2 separate regions of the Mus musculus genome follow, and region 1 is linked to region 2. A link is a loop called in an ENCODE intact Hi-C map of the cell type or tissue named here. Cell type or tissue: heart. All regions are shown on one strand.

Region 1 (8,000 bases), 150 kb before region 2:
CTCTTACTTAGGAGCTTTCATTCTGAGGCTCCATGGATGCCTAGAACCACTGGCTAATTCTGAGCTCTCATCATGTACATTTTCCTATACATACATACACACATACATGTATATATACTTATGATAAGGTTTTACTTATTTATTATTATTATTATTATTATTATTATTATTATTATTATTATTATTATTATTTGGTATTTCAAGACAGAGTTTTCTCTGTATAGCCCTGGCTGTCCTGGAACTCACTCTGTAGACCAGGCTGGCCTCGAACTCAGAAATCCTCCTGCCTCTGCCTCCCAAGTGCTGGGATTAAAGGTGTGGGCCACCATTGCCCAGCTGATAAAGTTTTACTTAACACATAAGAGATCAATAATAAGTAGAAACAAAATGAAACAGTTATAAAATAAACTATTGAAATTGCCAGCTTCATTAGTCTTGAGTCTTGGGGCATTACTAAGTAAAACAGGCAAACAGTGTGGTAGTCCAGGAGTTGATCTGGCAGTCAAGACTACTAGGCACCTAAGGCAGGAAGTCTATACTGTGTGGAGATGCTGGGTAAAGGATGGTTCACATTGGCGCAGGGCACAGGAGGGTAGCAGGGCATTTCATCATGCCACTCAGAGGTACACATTCAGGTACAGATTCAAAACTAATACAATGTTTCCTCCTGGAGTTTCCCACTTGATGCTTTCAGACCAGAGTTGTGAGGGTTAGCATTCACTATCTTAGAATCACCTGGGAGTTGGACCTTTTGGGCATACTGTGGGGAACTTTCCTGATGGTATTAACTGAGGGAGGAAGACCCATCCTAGGTGTGGGTGGAGCCATTCTCTGGATGTGAGACCTTGGACTATAAGATAAGAAAGTAGCCTCAGCAGCAGCATTCGCTCATCTCATTGTTTCTCGGCTGATGCAGCATGGCCGGTGGCTTCGAGCCGCCTCTGCCTTCCCTTCTCCCAAGAGGCTGTTCTGTGATCTGTGAGAGAAATAAACTTCTAGTTAGGATATATTATCGCCTTAAAACAAATAGAAACTAACCCAAGAGTTGATCGGAGGTAACTAAAGAAGACCACAGAAGGTAATGCCACAGGAGGTAGAGGACCCTCTGCATAAGAGCCACCAGGAAACTGAATGTTAAGGGCAAGTCCCCTTGGTACTGTTCTGGAAAGTTCTGGAGCATCTGTATTTATTTTTGAATAGAAAGTGAGACTTCTTGAAAATGGTCTCTGACTGGCTGTGCATCAACAGGGAGAAGAGAGTTAAGTATTAGTTGAGAAGAAAAATAAACAAACAAATAAAAACCAAAAAAACCCAATTCACACAAAACATCCTTTTCCCCTGTGGTTGGTCTGTCAGCGGCCCTGGCTTCTCAGGCCGCTTCAGATCCTGCTGTCCCCCTGGGCCATGGTGGTGCAGAAACCAGTGCCTAAGGTGAAGAGGTACATGGGGGTGCCCCTTTCCCCCTGGACACAGAGCTCTTTCTGTCCCAGTGTTCAGTCCTCTGCCCTTAAGGGAGCACTTTCATCCTGGGAAGCTTCATGGGAAAGCATTTTTGTTCCTTCCTGTAGATAGGACAACTCACTCCTGGGGGTCAGGGGTCACGGGCTCGCCTGAGGCCTCCACAAAATGATAGGTGGAAGGATAGAGGGAAGGATATTATTTTTACCTTTAACCAAAACTTCATTAGCGTGTGTAATTGTTCTAAATAATAGGCTTCATTATATTTTCATTTGGAGAAGTGTGTAATGTGTGCTTTCATCATATTTACCTCCCTCAACTCCCAGCTGATGGCCGCCCTCTTCTTCTCTACACAGGACTGTTGGTTTTGTTTTTTTTTTTTTTTTTTTTTTTTTTGTTTTTGGAGACAGAGTCTCTCTGTATAGTCATGGTTGCCCTGGAACTCACTCTGTAGACCAGGCTGGCCTTGAACTCAGAAATCCGCCTGCCTCTGCCTCCCAAGTGCTGGGATTAAAGGCATGTGCCACCACTGCCTGGCTTCTTGTTGGTTCTTGAATACACCAAGAAAAGCAACTTTTGCGGGAGAAGCAGCACTCATTTTACCTTTACCTGTTTAAACTCTTTAAGCTGTAATCTCACATGCTCACATTTTCCAACCTGACCTTCTAAAACACCGCTCTGAACATTTTCAATGGTGTGCAGTGGCTGAGGCAGAGAGATGAAATGTTCCCTTGTGAGTGTTGGAGAAAGTGGAGCCAGCTTTGTTTTTCCATCAGAGAGCGGACAATGGGGAGCAGGGAATTAGTGGTTCTGAGGTCTGAAGGCATTTCCTGAGATTGATCCACCAACAGGAGACTCTGCTATGTTTTGCCAACCAAGAGCGTGAGAAGTTTTCAGCTGCAAGGCAAGTCAAAGCTGAAAAACATGAGTGTTCCTTGTGTCAGGCGGGTTGGTATTACCTGGGGGTGGGGGTGGGGACTCTGAAGGCTTAGCCAGTGGTGGTGCTTAAAACAGCAGGCACCCAGCAGCCGAAGAGTGACCACAGACAGCAAGTCTTCTGTGTGCCAAGACCATCTCTAAGAAGGAAGGTTGCCAAGGACCAGCTCACTCAGAGGCAACGTCAGGAAGGATGTGCTAGGCTTGGTTAGGATGCAGAGCTGGAGGAAAGCTCTGTGTGGACCCTAAATTTTCACTGAAAAGCTGGGCGTTCATGAGTGCACACACTAGCTCTGTACACCTGGACTATTTATTTATACTTTCTCTGCTTGTGTTTTGTGACTTTCCCTCTTGGTGGTAAAACACCCATAACATAAAACTGACCACGAATTACATGCGATAAGTCCAACCTCTGTTTGGTTTTGGAACCCTCTTTTCATCCCTAACGAGACCCTGTACTCATTATACAACAACAACTTCTTCTTCAGCCTGTGGTAAGCATGGGTCTGCATTGCGTCCCCATGGGTTTGGCGATCCTGGATAGTTCCTATAAATGTAGTAACCCAGTGGATGGTGTTTTGTGGACAGCTTCTTTCCCCCATGCATAATGATTTTGAAATCGAGTCCTGCTGTTTGGTCTGGCCTCTCTTTCATATTCTTGAAACATTACTACGCAAAAGGCATTGTGGGGCAGGGCTGAAAGAGGACAAGGCCTCACAACACTCAAGTAGGGAAGTGTGAATCCCGCTAGTTCTGGAATTAGACAGTGGCACGTGACACCATTCAGAGCCAGAAAGGTGTATGGTATGTCTGTGTAGGTGTGGGTGGCCAGAGTGCCCGACTCAAAAGGCCTGCGGAGGGGAGGAGAGATGCCAGTAAGATGAATACCTTTCTGAAAACTCTGGGCTTGGTGAGGAGGAGCCCCTTAAGGTGTAGCGTGGGGCAGTGATGTGCTGTGGTGCACTCTATGGGAGGCACTCCAGTGGCTTCCTGAACATAGGGCCTGGAGCCGTGGGTGGATATTAGGAGCCATTCAGGAGGGTGCTGTAATAACATGGGTGTTTGCAGTGGGAATAGTGCTTCATCCTGTGTGGGGCTGGCTGTGTGCTGAGACAGGTAGTGATAAAAGGACGTTTAATAGCACACCAAAGGAAAGCACCTAAGGCCGTGTACGTTGTCTTTTCAGAAGAGCCCAGCTAACACTTCCGTTTCCTCATGCCTCCCTGTGCTGAAAACCAATCGTTCAGTCTGCAAAGATGGCTCAGCGGGTAAATGAGTTTGCTTCACTAACCGGGTGACATAAGTTCAAATCCTTGTAACTCTTGTTGAAAGCCAGACTCAGTTAATGCTGAGTAGCTGTAATTACAGCATGCCTCTTCGGCGTTATAGGACACCAGAGAAGAAAATTCTACCATCTTAAAAAGGTGGAAAGTCACTGACTGACAACCAGAGGTTGTCCTCTGCCTCCTACAAATGCACTGTGCCATGTGCACACATCTGGATTTCACATCATACATGCACACACATATGTACACAAATAACCACCCAGGATTTTCAGTACAGTTCTTTGTGGATGAGGTACTGAGAGGTTGAAGGATTGCCCATGAAGACAAAGCAGCAAGGGCTGAGGTTCGAGCCTAGATCCTCTGCCTTCTGCTCCTCTGGGCCACCTGCTCCTGCTCCCCATTGGGTCCTGTGCGTTTGAGCCCTGTGTGCTTCCTTGCTGGTGGGCGACGGCTTCCTGTTCCTTATTTCACTACAGAGGAGCAGCATTCGTCCTGCGGTTTGTCTTCCCAACTGTTTGTTCAGACAAGCTGAGCAGAGTTGGGGGTGTCGGTGCCTTTTAGACAGGGCTCTAGTCATCTTACCTGAGTGTTAACTAAGAGTTAACCAGTTGTATTTTCCCACCTCAGCCAGTGTATTGAACTGTGTGGCACAGGGAGCAGGAGTTGGAGGAAGAGGAGGAGGCCTTCAGCCTGAGCAGGGAACAAAGCTGGGACTTTGCTCTCTCCTCCTCGGGACTGAATGGAGTTCCTGCTGGTTTTGTGTGCACAGCCTCAGGGGGATTGTGCTGGCTACATTCCCAGGACTTGCATTCTCTCCCAGAAGCCAGAGGTGTGTGGCATTAGTCCAGATGACCATGTGAGCAGCTGCCTCCTTTATCTGAAGTCGCTGATCTGTACAAAGGAACAGCTTCTCGTATCTGAGAAGTCAGTGACCCGTGTGAGGGGCCAGCTAATCCTTCAATTAGTTCATGTTCATACAAGATAAACAAGGAGGGTGAGGGAGGGCCGACCGTTTCCAGAGGGTGGTCAAGTCCCAAGTCCCTGAGATAATTTGCTTTTTAAAAACCAAAATCCTTCTGCCCTTGACCCTTTGAAACCCCAGAGCCTGGCTAAATGAGGTACTCTTACTACAAAGTTAAGTGTGTATACCCATATACACACACACACAGGCACAGGCAATATGCACACACACATGCACACCCCTCCACACAGCCTTAAAAAACATTCATTTGTACAATCAGCTGCCTAAATCTTCCCTAGCATCTACTATGTTTTCTAGAGTCAGAAAAGCCCTGGTTCACGTTCTATGGAACAGTGTTCTTGTTCCATGAAGATCACCTGCTTACATGTTTGGAGGTCCTGCAACTTCCAAAGGTGTTGCATGGAATACAAAAGGAAGACAGAGTTTCAAGATCTACAGCAACCTCTGGGCAACGTTATCTAACTAAGGATACTGTTCATAGTGTCAACCAAACTGTGGGGGACACAGCTGTGAGTAGAATAATGCTTGCAGGGACCCTAGTGGAGAGACTCAGAAAGCTCTGTCAAAGCACAGAGAGAACGGCATGTCTGGGGTAAGCTACAGGCACAGGACCCTGAGGAGACAGGAAACAAGTTCAGGCATACTGTAAACTCAGCCCAGCATCGCTGTAAGCTCAGCCCAGGCATCACTGTAAACTCAGCCCAGCATCGCTGTAAGCTCAGCCCAGGCATCACTGTAAACTCAGCCCAGCATCGCTGTAAGCTCAGCCCAGGCATCACTGTAAACTCAGCCCAGCATCGCTGTAAGCTCAGCCCAGGCATCGCTGTAAACTCAGCCCAGGCATCACTGTAAACTCAGCCCAGCATCGCTGTAAGCTCAGCCCAGGCATCGCTGTAAACTCAGCCCAGGCATCGCTGTAAACTCAGCCCAGCATCGCTGTAAACTCAGCCCAGCATCGCTGTAAGCTCAGCCCAGGCATCGCTGTAAACTCAGCCCAGGCATCGCTGTAAACTCAGCCCAGGCATCACTGTAAACTCAGCCCAGCATCGCTGTAAGCTCAGCCCAGGCATCATCACTGTAAACTCAGCCCAGCATCGCTGTAAGCTCAGCCCAGGCATCGCTGTAAACTCAGCCCAGCATCGCTGTAAGCTCAGCCCAGGCATCACTGTAAACTCAGCCCAGCATCGCTGTAAGCTCAGCCCAGGCATCGCTGTAAACTCAGCCCAGCATCGCTGTAAACTCAGCCCAGCATCGCTGTAAGCTCAGCCCAGGCATCGCTGTAAACTCAGCCCAGCATCGCTGTAAGCTCAGCCCAGGCATCGCTGTAAACTCAGCCCAGCATCGCTGTAAGCTCAGCCCAGGCATCACTGTAAACTCAGCCCAGCATCGCTGTAAGCTCAGCCCAGGCATCACTGTAAACTCAGCCCAGCATCGCTGTAAGCTCAGCCCAGCATCGCTGTAAGCTCAGCCCAGGCATCACTGTAAACTCAGCCCAGCATCGCTGTAAGCTCAGCCCAGGCATCACTGTAAGCTCAGCCCAGCATCGCTGTAAGCTCAGCCCAGCATCGCTGTAAGCTCAGCCCAGGCATCACTGTAAACTCAGCCCAGCATCACTGTAAACTCAGCCCAGCATCGCTGTAAACTCAGCCCAGGCATCACTGTAAACTCAGCCCAGCATCGCTGTAAGCTCAGCCCAGGCATCACTGTAAACTCAGCCCAGCATCGCTGTAAACTCAGCCCAGCATCGCTGTAAACTCAGCCCAGCATCGCTGTAAACTCAGCCCAGCATCGCTGTAAACTCAGCCCAGGCATCACTGTAAACTCAGCCCAGCATCGCTGTAAGCTCAGCCCAGGCATCACTGTAAACTCAGCCCAGCATCGCTGTAAACTCAGCCCAGCATCGCTGTAAACTCAGCCCAGCATCGCTGTAAACTCAGCCCAGGCATCACTGTAAACTCAGCCCAGGCATCACTGTAAACTCAGCCCAGCATCGCTGTAAACTCAGCCCAGCATCGCTGTAAACTCAGCCCAGCATCGCTGTAAGCTCAGCCCAGCATCGCTGTAAACTCAGCCCAGCATCGCTGTAAACTCAGCCCAGCATCGCTGTAAGCTCAGCCCAGGCATCGCTGTAAACTCAGCCCAGCATCGCTGTAAACTCAGCCCAGCATCGCTGTAAGCTCAGCCCAGGCATCGCTGTAAACTCAGCCCAGCATCGCTGTAAACTCAGCCCAGGCATCACTGTAAACTCAGCCCAGCATCGCTGTAAGCTCAGCCCAGGCATCACTGTAAACTCAGCCCAGCATCGCTGTAAGCTCAGCCCAGGCATCACTGTAAACTCAGCCCAGCATCGCTGTAAACTCAGCCCAGCATCGCTGTAAGCTCAGCCCAGGCATCGCTGTAAACTCAGCCCAGCATCGCTGTAAGCTCAGCCCAGGCATCACTGTAAACTCAGCCCAGCATCGCTGTAAGCTCAGCCCAGCATCGCTGTAAACTCAGCCCAGCATCGCTGTAAGCTCAGCCCAGGCATCACTGTAAACTCAGCCCAGGCATCGCTGTAAACTCAGCCCAGCATCGCTGTAAACTCAGCCCAGGCATCACTGTAAACTCAGCCCAGCATCGCTGTAAGCTCAGCCCAGGCATCACTGTAAACTCAGCCCAGGCATCGCTGTAAACTCAGCCCAGCATCGCTGTAAACTCAGCCCAGCATCGCTGTAAGCTCAGCCCAGGCATCACTGTAAACTCAGCCCAGCATCGCTGTAAGCTCAGCCCAGGCATCGCTGTAAACTCAGCCCAGCATCGCTGTAAGCTCAGCCCAGGCATCGCTGTAAACTCAGCCCAGCATCGCTGTAAGCTCAGCCCAGGCATCACTGTAAACTCAGCCCAGCATCGCTGTAAGCTCAGCCCAGGCATCACTGTAAACTCAGCCCAGCATCGCTGTAAGCTCAGCCCAGGCATCACTGTAAACTCAGCCCAGCATCGCTGTAAGCTCAGCCCAGGCATCACTGTAAACTCAGCCCAGCATCGCTGTAAGCTCAGCCCAGGAGAGCCTTAACTTGGGTTTTCTTTATTTTGTGTGCACACGCCATGTGTCACACGTAGAGCTCAGCAGACAATGTGCAGGAGTCAGTCTCTGCTTCTACCACGTGGGATCCAGGACTGGACTTGGGTTGTCCAGCTCGAAGGCAGGTGCCTTTACCCACTGAGACATCTCACTGCCCCTAGCTGTGATTTTAAGTCAGTGTGCGGGACTGTGCCCTTCACTTAGATTCAACTGGATTTCCTCTTCTGTATTTCTTTGGTTTTGTTTCTGGCTGTTTGAAATAAATTCTCAGGGTGTA
Region 2 (8,000 bases):
TTTCCTTGACTTCAGGTCACTTTAACAGACAACCATTGAGTGTGCAGAGTCCAGGGGATTAGGGAGTGAGTGAAGCAGAGGCGCCATCCCATCCTGATGGCATGGGCTTGAAAGTCAAGCTAATGGTTGAGGAGCGTGCATGGCGCAGGGCACACAGGCGCTTCTGCACACCCCAGCACTTGTGGGTCAGTGTAAGGGAGTGTGCACCGTGTACACACACACAGGTGCTTCTGCACGTCTCAGCATATGTTTTAGGTATTGAGTGTGTAATTAGACAGTTTTTATCATTTTTGCATTTCAAGATTGTATCCTAATAAAGATTTATTTTAGTTTTTTTATATAGTTCTCTTTTTTTCTTATTATAGTTGGTGGGCCAGTTTATTGCTAGAGCTGTTGGAGATGGAATCTTATGTAATACCTATATCGATAGTTACAAAGGAACTGTAGATTGTGTACAGGCTCGGTAAGTAAATTCATGTCTGCTACTTAGAATTTCAAAATGAGAAATCCTACAACATTCTGTAACATGACATGGACATGAATCAGACATTGTGAGTGTGTATTTTTCCTTACGGGTTCTTCATTGATAAAAGATGTTGCCGTGGTGCAGCAGGAAGACAGCAGTAATAAAAATGCAGAAGTTCTGAGTTAAACGATGCGGCTCCCTCTTTAAGTTTCCCTCTCAGGGCCTCAGTTTCCCTACTTGTAAAATGAAAGCATTGACTGTGAGTGTCCATGCTACCTTCTGGGTCGGACAGTTGTTTGGTTTAATGATTAGAAGCCAGACTTGCTGCTTGGCTTTTCTAACCTCCTGGAGGCTGACTTAGCCAGCCAGACCTCAGGCTTCCCCAGGTACAGGTACTCAACCCCAGGGGTCTTGGAGGAAGATAAAAGTTGTATATGAATTTATGTTCCTTCCTGGCTACATGACCATTAGTTTGCAATGTATTTTGACGAGAAGTGGTTGTGAAAGAATATGAGAATGTTCAATATTTTAAAAAATACCTAATTTTTATTTGAAGAATTATTTTCTAAAACTACATATTTTTTTGTTACATTAAAGTTGCCAATACATACACAGTTTTGTAAACTTTACTGCTAATGTGGTAAACATCAGGCATGTGCATGTATTATAATGACTTTTCTCTTTTCTGTCTTGGATAGAGCTGCTCTGGATAAGGCTACTGTGCTCCTGAGTATGTCCAAAGGCGGGAAGCGGAAAGACAGTGTGTGGGGATCTGGAGGCGGGCAACAGCCTGTCAATCACCTTGTTAAAGAGGTACTTACTGAGAGTGCTTACTGAGAGTGCTTACTGAGAGTGCTTATTACTGAGTGTGCTTACTGAGAGTGCTTACTGAGAGTGCTTACTGAGTGCTTACTGAGTGTGCTTACTGAGAGTGCTTACTGAGAGTACTTACTGAGTGTGCTTACTGAGTGCTTACTGAGAGTGCTTACTGAGTGCTTACTGAGTGTGCTTACTGAGAGTGCTTACTGAGAGTGCTTACTGAGTGTACTTACTGAGAGTGCTTACTGAGAGTGCTTACTGAGAGTTGTTTGCAAGAGAAAACAACAGAGCTACTACTAGATGGTATTTTTGTGGGTAGGAATTTAATGTGGTCATATGTTTGCAAGTAAAAATCTGAATAATTTATGAATTAGAAAAATTAGGTAATTGTTGCTGTTTATCTTGTTTTTGTGACTCAATGGTGTGACTGTTAGATCTCTCATGAATATAAGAAGTCTTGTCTGGAACGTATAAGAAATGAGTGATTATAAAAAGTCTGTGTGTGAACTCTAATGCCTGAAATCTTTTTTATAGTAGTATTTCGTCTTAAAATGCTGCTGAAGGGAGATTATTTGTAATTATTCAATAAACGTTATTTATATGAGCAGTTTGAGTAATCTGAAATTATAAGCTAGGAATTATGAACACTAGAGTAGACCAGAGTGGCAGAGCTTCATAAGTGTGGGTGCTCATGCTATTTGCTAGAAGAAAGTAAAGTGATTGAGTCACGTCATAAAAGTGCAAGGTTTGCTTCCTGTGGGTTCTCTCTGTTCTGTAACAATGGGAACTGTAGGGTCTAACTGCACATCTCGAGACTGCAGACAGCGCCGTGGGCTATGTGCTGGCTTAGTGCTTTCCTTCTCGTTGTGTGTGTGTGTGTGTGTGTGTGTGTGTGTGTGTGTGTGTGCTTGTCCAGAGGTCAACCTCAAGTCTTATTTCTTAGAAATGCCACTTTGGCCGGGTGGTGGTGGCGCACGCCTTTAATCCCAGCACTCGGGAGGCAGAGGCAGGCGGATTTCTGAGTTCGAGGCCATCCTGGTCTACAGAGTGAGTTCCAGGACAGCCAGAGCTACGCAGAGAAATCCTGTCTCGAAAAACCAAAAAAAAAAAAAAGAAATGTCACTTTGTTTTTTGAGACAGTCTTTCACTGAGACCTACCCTATGAGCTAGGGTGGCTAGACAGTGAGCCTCTAATTCCTGAGATTATAAGCAGACCAAACCCAGGTTTTTACCTGGGTTACAAAAATCAAACTAAGGTCATTAAGCTTGTATAACAAGCACTTAATTGACTGAGCTGTCTCCTCAGTCTCATTCATATGTGTGTGTGTGCACGCGTGCGCGCGTGTGCATGCGTTTGTGTGTGTGTGTGTGTGTGTGTGTGTGTGCTCGCGCGTGTCCGTGCGTTAAGCAGTTCAGATGGGTAAAGAAATTAACATTTTTGCTTTTACCTATGTTAGAATAGATAGGTTATGACTGATTTATGAAGTTGGAAACTTTAAAAAAATTCAAAATAAAAGATTTTATTTTTTAAAAGATTTAAAAAAAACAAAAAATTTGAAGAATTATAAGAAAAAAATATGAGTTTGTTAATATGCTAGGGATATTAGGCAAGGAAGTGCAATAAAGGACATCCTGACTGGAAAGGAAGATGCAGAGGTAGCTCTGTTCTCAGTCAAAGTGGCGCGTAGATTAGAGGATCCGGGTAAGTCTGAAAAAGAACTCCAAAACCCAAACCACACTATAGATCAGTACGTGAAAATCAGCTCTCCGTATTTTAGGACTCAATGAATAGACAGAAATGAAAATCGTAATAGCATAAAAATAGAGTATGATGAAAATAAAGGAAATTCAACGCATATACTAAAATGAGATGCCACATTTATGGAGTATTAGACAATATTATTAATATGGTAATACTCTCTGAAGGTGATATTTTGAGGAATTAAACTCTTAAGAGTATGTGAATTATCTTTCAATAAAAAGAGACTGGAAATAAAGCCAATAATCTATGACATTGTTGTGTATTCTCATTTCGATAGAAGCAAGGGTCAAGGGAAGTGTTCATGTGGGTTTGTATTTTATTATTTGGAAAAATGCACTGAATCTGACAGGTAATGTTAGTTTCACTTTTTAAAAAATAAGTGATTTTTAAAGATACGTGTATACGTATGTGTCCTGCCGGTTTGTGCAGCATGTCTGTTGAGGCCAGAAGTGGGGCGTGGATTCCTTGGAGCTAAAGTTAGGGGCAGTTGTGAGCCACTGTGTGGGTGCTGGGAACTGAACCCAGGTCCTCTACAAGAGCTGCAGGTTCTGTTAACCACTGAGCTGCCTCTTCAGCCCCATGTTTCACTTTTTCAGTGGCACAACAAATATCATTTAAATAACAAATATACTGTAGTTTTAGTAAAAAATACTTCAAATATTAAATATGTGTTATATTAAAAAGGCATACATTTGCACTAGCTGTCCTTTGTGTGTGCTTAGTGAGTGTGTATGTGTGGTATGTGGTTCCCCCAGCATGGGGTGTGTGTTTTTGTGCCTGTGTCTCCCCACCACTCTCCACCGTGTTGTGTTGACACAGGGACTCTCTCTGAACTAGAAGCTGGCTATGTATTTATTTATTTATTTATTTATTTATTTATTTATTGTCTTAACTTAGTAGCTTAGTGAGCTTTTGGGATCTACTTGTCTCTGTCAGCAGTGCTAGGGTTGTTTATCACAGCCGTGCCTGGCTGGCTTCATGTGAGAGGTGAGCTTTGAACTTGGGTCTTCTTGCTTGCAGTGCAGCTACTCTCATCACTGAGCCATTCCCTCAGCCTCAAATACAGACTTAAAAACAAACAGAAAACCAAAAGAAAACACATCTCTAATTAGAATATAGCTTAGTGGTAAAATTTTACTTTACCTTTTATGAAGATATTATAGAAGTTGAAGTAGAGGATATTTAGATAAAATAATTTTATTCATCCAGCCAAAATTCACTTATTGCCACTTGATACAAATACCCTTTTCTCAGAAAATATATAAGGAAGATTATTTATAGTTGAAGTTCTTTTGCTGAGAAAACATTGAGCATTTTTTCCTAGAGCCATAAATGAGCATGCAAGCTTTAGTCGGAGGTGAAGAATTGTGTCTCTTGTTCAATTGCTGAGTGTTTTTATTTTTTTCAAATTATTGTTTTCATGTGTTTGGGTGGGTGTTTTGCCTGCATCTAAGTTTGTGTGCTACATGTGTGCAGTGCTCGCAGAGTCCTGAAGAGGGCACCAGATCTTATAGATAGTAGTCAGCCACCATGTGGTCTGGGACCTGAGCCTTGGTCCTTCAGTGTACTTTTAAGCACTGAACCATCTCTTCTTTCCCACTGAACATCTCTAGATTCTGAGTTACAAAGCCTCAGTTTTAGAGGGAAGAGAACTGTAAAGATTCTTGCCCTTGTAGTAACACTCCATTATCTCTTATTTTTGGGCTTCCATTGCATTAAGAACATCTTGATGTTTTGTGGCTTTCTAAAAGTGATGAGACTTTAAGTTAGTGCCCTCTAGTGGCATTAAAAAATTGTCCGCTCTTCTTAAAGATTTAATCATGTGTATGTGTGTAGGTATGTGTATATGAGTTAAGGTGCCCCTGGAGGACCGAACTGCAAGATCCCACGAGCTGGAGTTACAGGTGGTTGTGAGCCATGGAAAATGGGTGCTGGGAGCTGACCTCAGGTTCTCTGCTGAGCAGTGCATGCTCTTAACTGCTGAGCCAACTCTCCAGCCTCTATGTCCCTTGTTTTTGATAGGCTACATTGGAGTCTTAAGAGTCACAAGCAAGGTCATTCATATTATAAAACCTACTTGGAGATACTAGAGATTCCTTGGAAAACCAAGTGCTGTTGTTTATTACTTCATACCTGAACCGTTTGAAGCCCGGGTGTTTAATTTGAATTGTGAGAGAGTTCTTTTATGCCACCACTCTGCCAAATCCCTATGCTCAATATTGGTGTGAATGTTAATATATCATTTAGAAAAGTACACATCTTTTAAAAATGAGGAATTCTAACATTTCAACTTTTAAATCTAATAGATTGATATGCTGCTTAAAGAGTATTTACTCTCTGGAGATATATCTGAAGCTGAACACTGCCTTAAGGAACTGGAAGTACCTCATTTTCACCACGAGCTTGTATATGAAGTAAGGTTACTGTCTCACACCAAAGAGGATTTTCAAGTCCTCCTTTTACACCACAGTAATTGGTGTTTCTTTAATAATGTAAAGTTTTCCCCTTAAAAATATTAATTTATAAGTTTATATAATTGCTACATGTTAGAGGAGGGATTGGATACATTTTTAGGATCAGTTTCTCATAAGTTGATTACCAAAAATTTATTTACTCTTTTCTGTTCAAATTTTAGGCCATTGTAATGGTTTTAGAGTCAACTGGAGAAAGTGCATTCAAGATGATCTTAGATTTATTAAAATCCTTGTGGAAGTCTTCTACTATTACCATAGACCAAATGAAAAGAGTATGTATGACATTATTTTAAATACGTTTATAAAAGGTCTATGCCTCCTTTAGCTATATAAGAGTTGAGTAAGAGTTATTAATTATTAATGAAACTTTTCTTTTAGGGAATGTAATGTATAGTATTATGCCTACAGAGTTTTTTTTTTTCTTTAGCTCTTTATATTTTTGGAAAATAACAGTTTGGGTTTTTTTTTTTCCTTTTTAAAGAATGATTGTTCAGTTTGTGTGATGCAGTTTTTTTTTTATCTAGATGAAGCATTTAAATTGCATTTTTTTCTATTTAAAATTGTGGTTTTTGAAATGTTGGTGAAATTATCTTATATTTTTATACAAGATAGTTAAGTGTAGATGGGGAAGTCAGTAGTCAGGTAGCCTGACTTTTGCCTGGAGCTCTTTTGAGAATTTTTAAGTATACGTTATTTTCAAGGTTCAAATATGACTTGTTTTGCCAGGTTGCACTGTGACAATTTATGGTATATTGGTGGGTTGTTTCATGGCATACACTGTTACACAGGCTAACAAGTTATCTATGTAATGTTGTTCTAGGGCTATGAGAGAATTTACAATGAAATCCCAGACATTAATCTGGATGTCCCACACTCATACTCTGTTCTTGAGAGATTTGTGGAGGAATGTTTTCAGGCTGGAATAATTTCCAAACAACTCCGTGATCTTTGTCCATCAAGGTACTTTATTTAAATCATACTTTCTCATTGAAAAATACTGAACGAGATCCTTGGGGAGCTAAGATAGCTGTTTGTCATTCTGACTCTCAGAAAAATAGTGTCTTTCCTGACATGACTGGAGATGAAGACACTGTGTAGGCAGAGTTTGAATTCAGACTTTTTTAGACTTCAAGGTCTAATGGACTCTGATGTACTTGGTAGTGGCTTCAAACTACAGATGGGAGTGATTTTTTTTCAGAGCGAATTAATATTTGTACTTTTTGGATGTAATGTAAGAGTTGATAAGGGCTTTTCTCCATGAAATCAATAAGCTTGTAATAAGTTAAATATCTAGTTGGAGCCAAACCTACATTTTCTATACATTTTCAAGTTTGAAAAATGTAAGCAAAGTACTTTTGTTTTGCAAAGACTCTCAGAAAAACTATTTCTAGGTAGGCTTCCTTGCTTTAAAAAGTTTAGACACTAAGAGAAGATGATGGTAGAAAATGTGTAGACATGTCTGGAATGGAGTTGTTGGCAGCTGTTGTGGCATACAGCATCAGGGAAACCTCCACTCTGGCAGGGTCTCTCCTTTACTGCCTCAGCCTGCTCCTAATGGAGTCAGTCCCCAGCCTTTCTGTTCAAGAACCCAGTAAGCTTCTCTCAGTACTTTGTGGTTGCTTTTTAAGATTTTTTTTTAGGCTCGTGTTTGAAAGTCTGTATCTTTATTGGGGCTTTATGACTTTTTCTGAAGAGTCATTTGAATAGATCCTACAGTTGTGTAATACCAAAAACTTTGACTTTTAGTCTCTTACATTTTTACTTTTCTGTACTAAGTATACATGTATGTGTGATCTTGCATGTTTGTGCATGTTAGTGAGCAGAGAGAGACCAAGGGATCATCCTGAAACAGGTCTCTCTGCACTTCCTGGAGGTTGCTGGACAGTTGGAGACAGGTTTGAGTTTTCAGTGGTGGCACATGCCTTTAATCCCAGCATTTGGGAAGCAAAGTCAGGAGGGTTTCTGAGTTCGAGGCCAGACTGGTCTACAAATACACAGTGAGTCCAGGACAGCAGGGCTACACACAGAAATCTTGTCTTGAAAAAACAAACAAACAAACAAACAACAAAAAAAGGTTCCCCAATTGGGGCATATAGGCTAGAAGAAAGTAGATTCTTATTTGGTTGTCTGTACTCAAGATTTGGACTTTTCTAAGGCTGAGAAGTTAGTTATTAACCAGGTATTTGGCCATATTATTTGTTAACATTAATTTGCTTGTTATATGTGGGTTTGTGTGCTTATGTTATGGTACATATGTGGAGGTCAGAGCACAGCCTATGGGATCCATTCTTTACTTTGACCATGCGGGTCCCAGCATCGGTCATCTGCCTTGTTGGCAAGAGCACTTACCTGCTCTGAACCATCTTGGTGGCTGTTTTGAGAAGTTGTACAGTTCTATCTTTCCTAATTCTCACTGCTGTATCAAGTCTGTTTGGCTCACCTGCTTTCCAATAAGGTCAAAATAAATGTTAAAGTCTAT

What was found. Hi-C counts contacts between places; a loop is a spot of excess contacts. Peaks named below come from ENCODE experiments on the same cell type or tissue, not always from the same donor. Only the 100,000 strongest peaks of a DNase experiment are listed, where the experiment ranks them.
Region 1: it touches region 2 in a loop (4-fold over the local background); 18 of 42 quality-filtered maps call a loop at or near these places.

The regions. Positions count from the first base shown.
Region 1 is chr19:53,769,975-53,777,974 of GRCm38, forward strand. All of the region lies in intron 1 of Rbm20 (RNA binding motif protein 20), which reads left to right. It overlaps Gm30890 (a long non-coding RNA gene), which reads right to left. Exons shown (of 2, transcript XR_877920.2): 2 at 391-976. Among named protein-coding and RNA genes, the nearest start is that of Gm30890, 13 kb to the right of the region's middle. In heart, no CTCF peak of the experiment used is centred here; a DNase peak (open chromatin) is centred at 4,477; H3K27ac peaks cover 2,734 bases.
Region 2 is chr19:53,920,853-53,928,852 of GRCm38, forward strand. Pdcd4 (programmed cell death 4) reads left to right here. Exons shown (of 12, transcript NM_001168491.1): 7 at 366-463; 8 at 1,165-1,279; 9 at 5,354-5,461; 10 at 5,683-5,793; 11 at 6,342-6,481. Among named protein-coding and RNA genes, the nearest start is that of Bbip1, 20 kb to the right of the region's middle. In heart, a CTCF peak has its summit at 4,824 (motif pointing left); no DNase peak of the experiment used is centred here.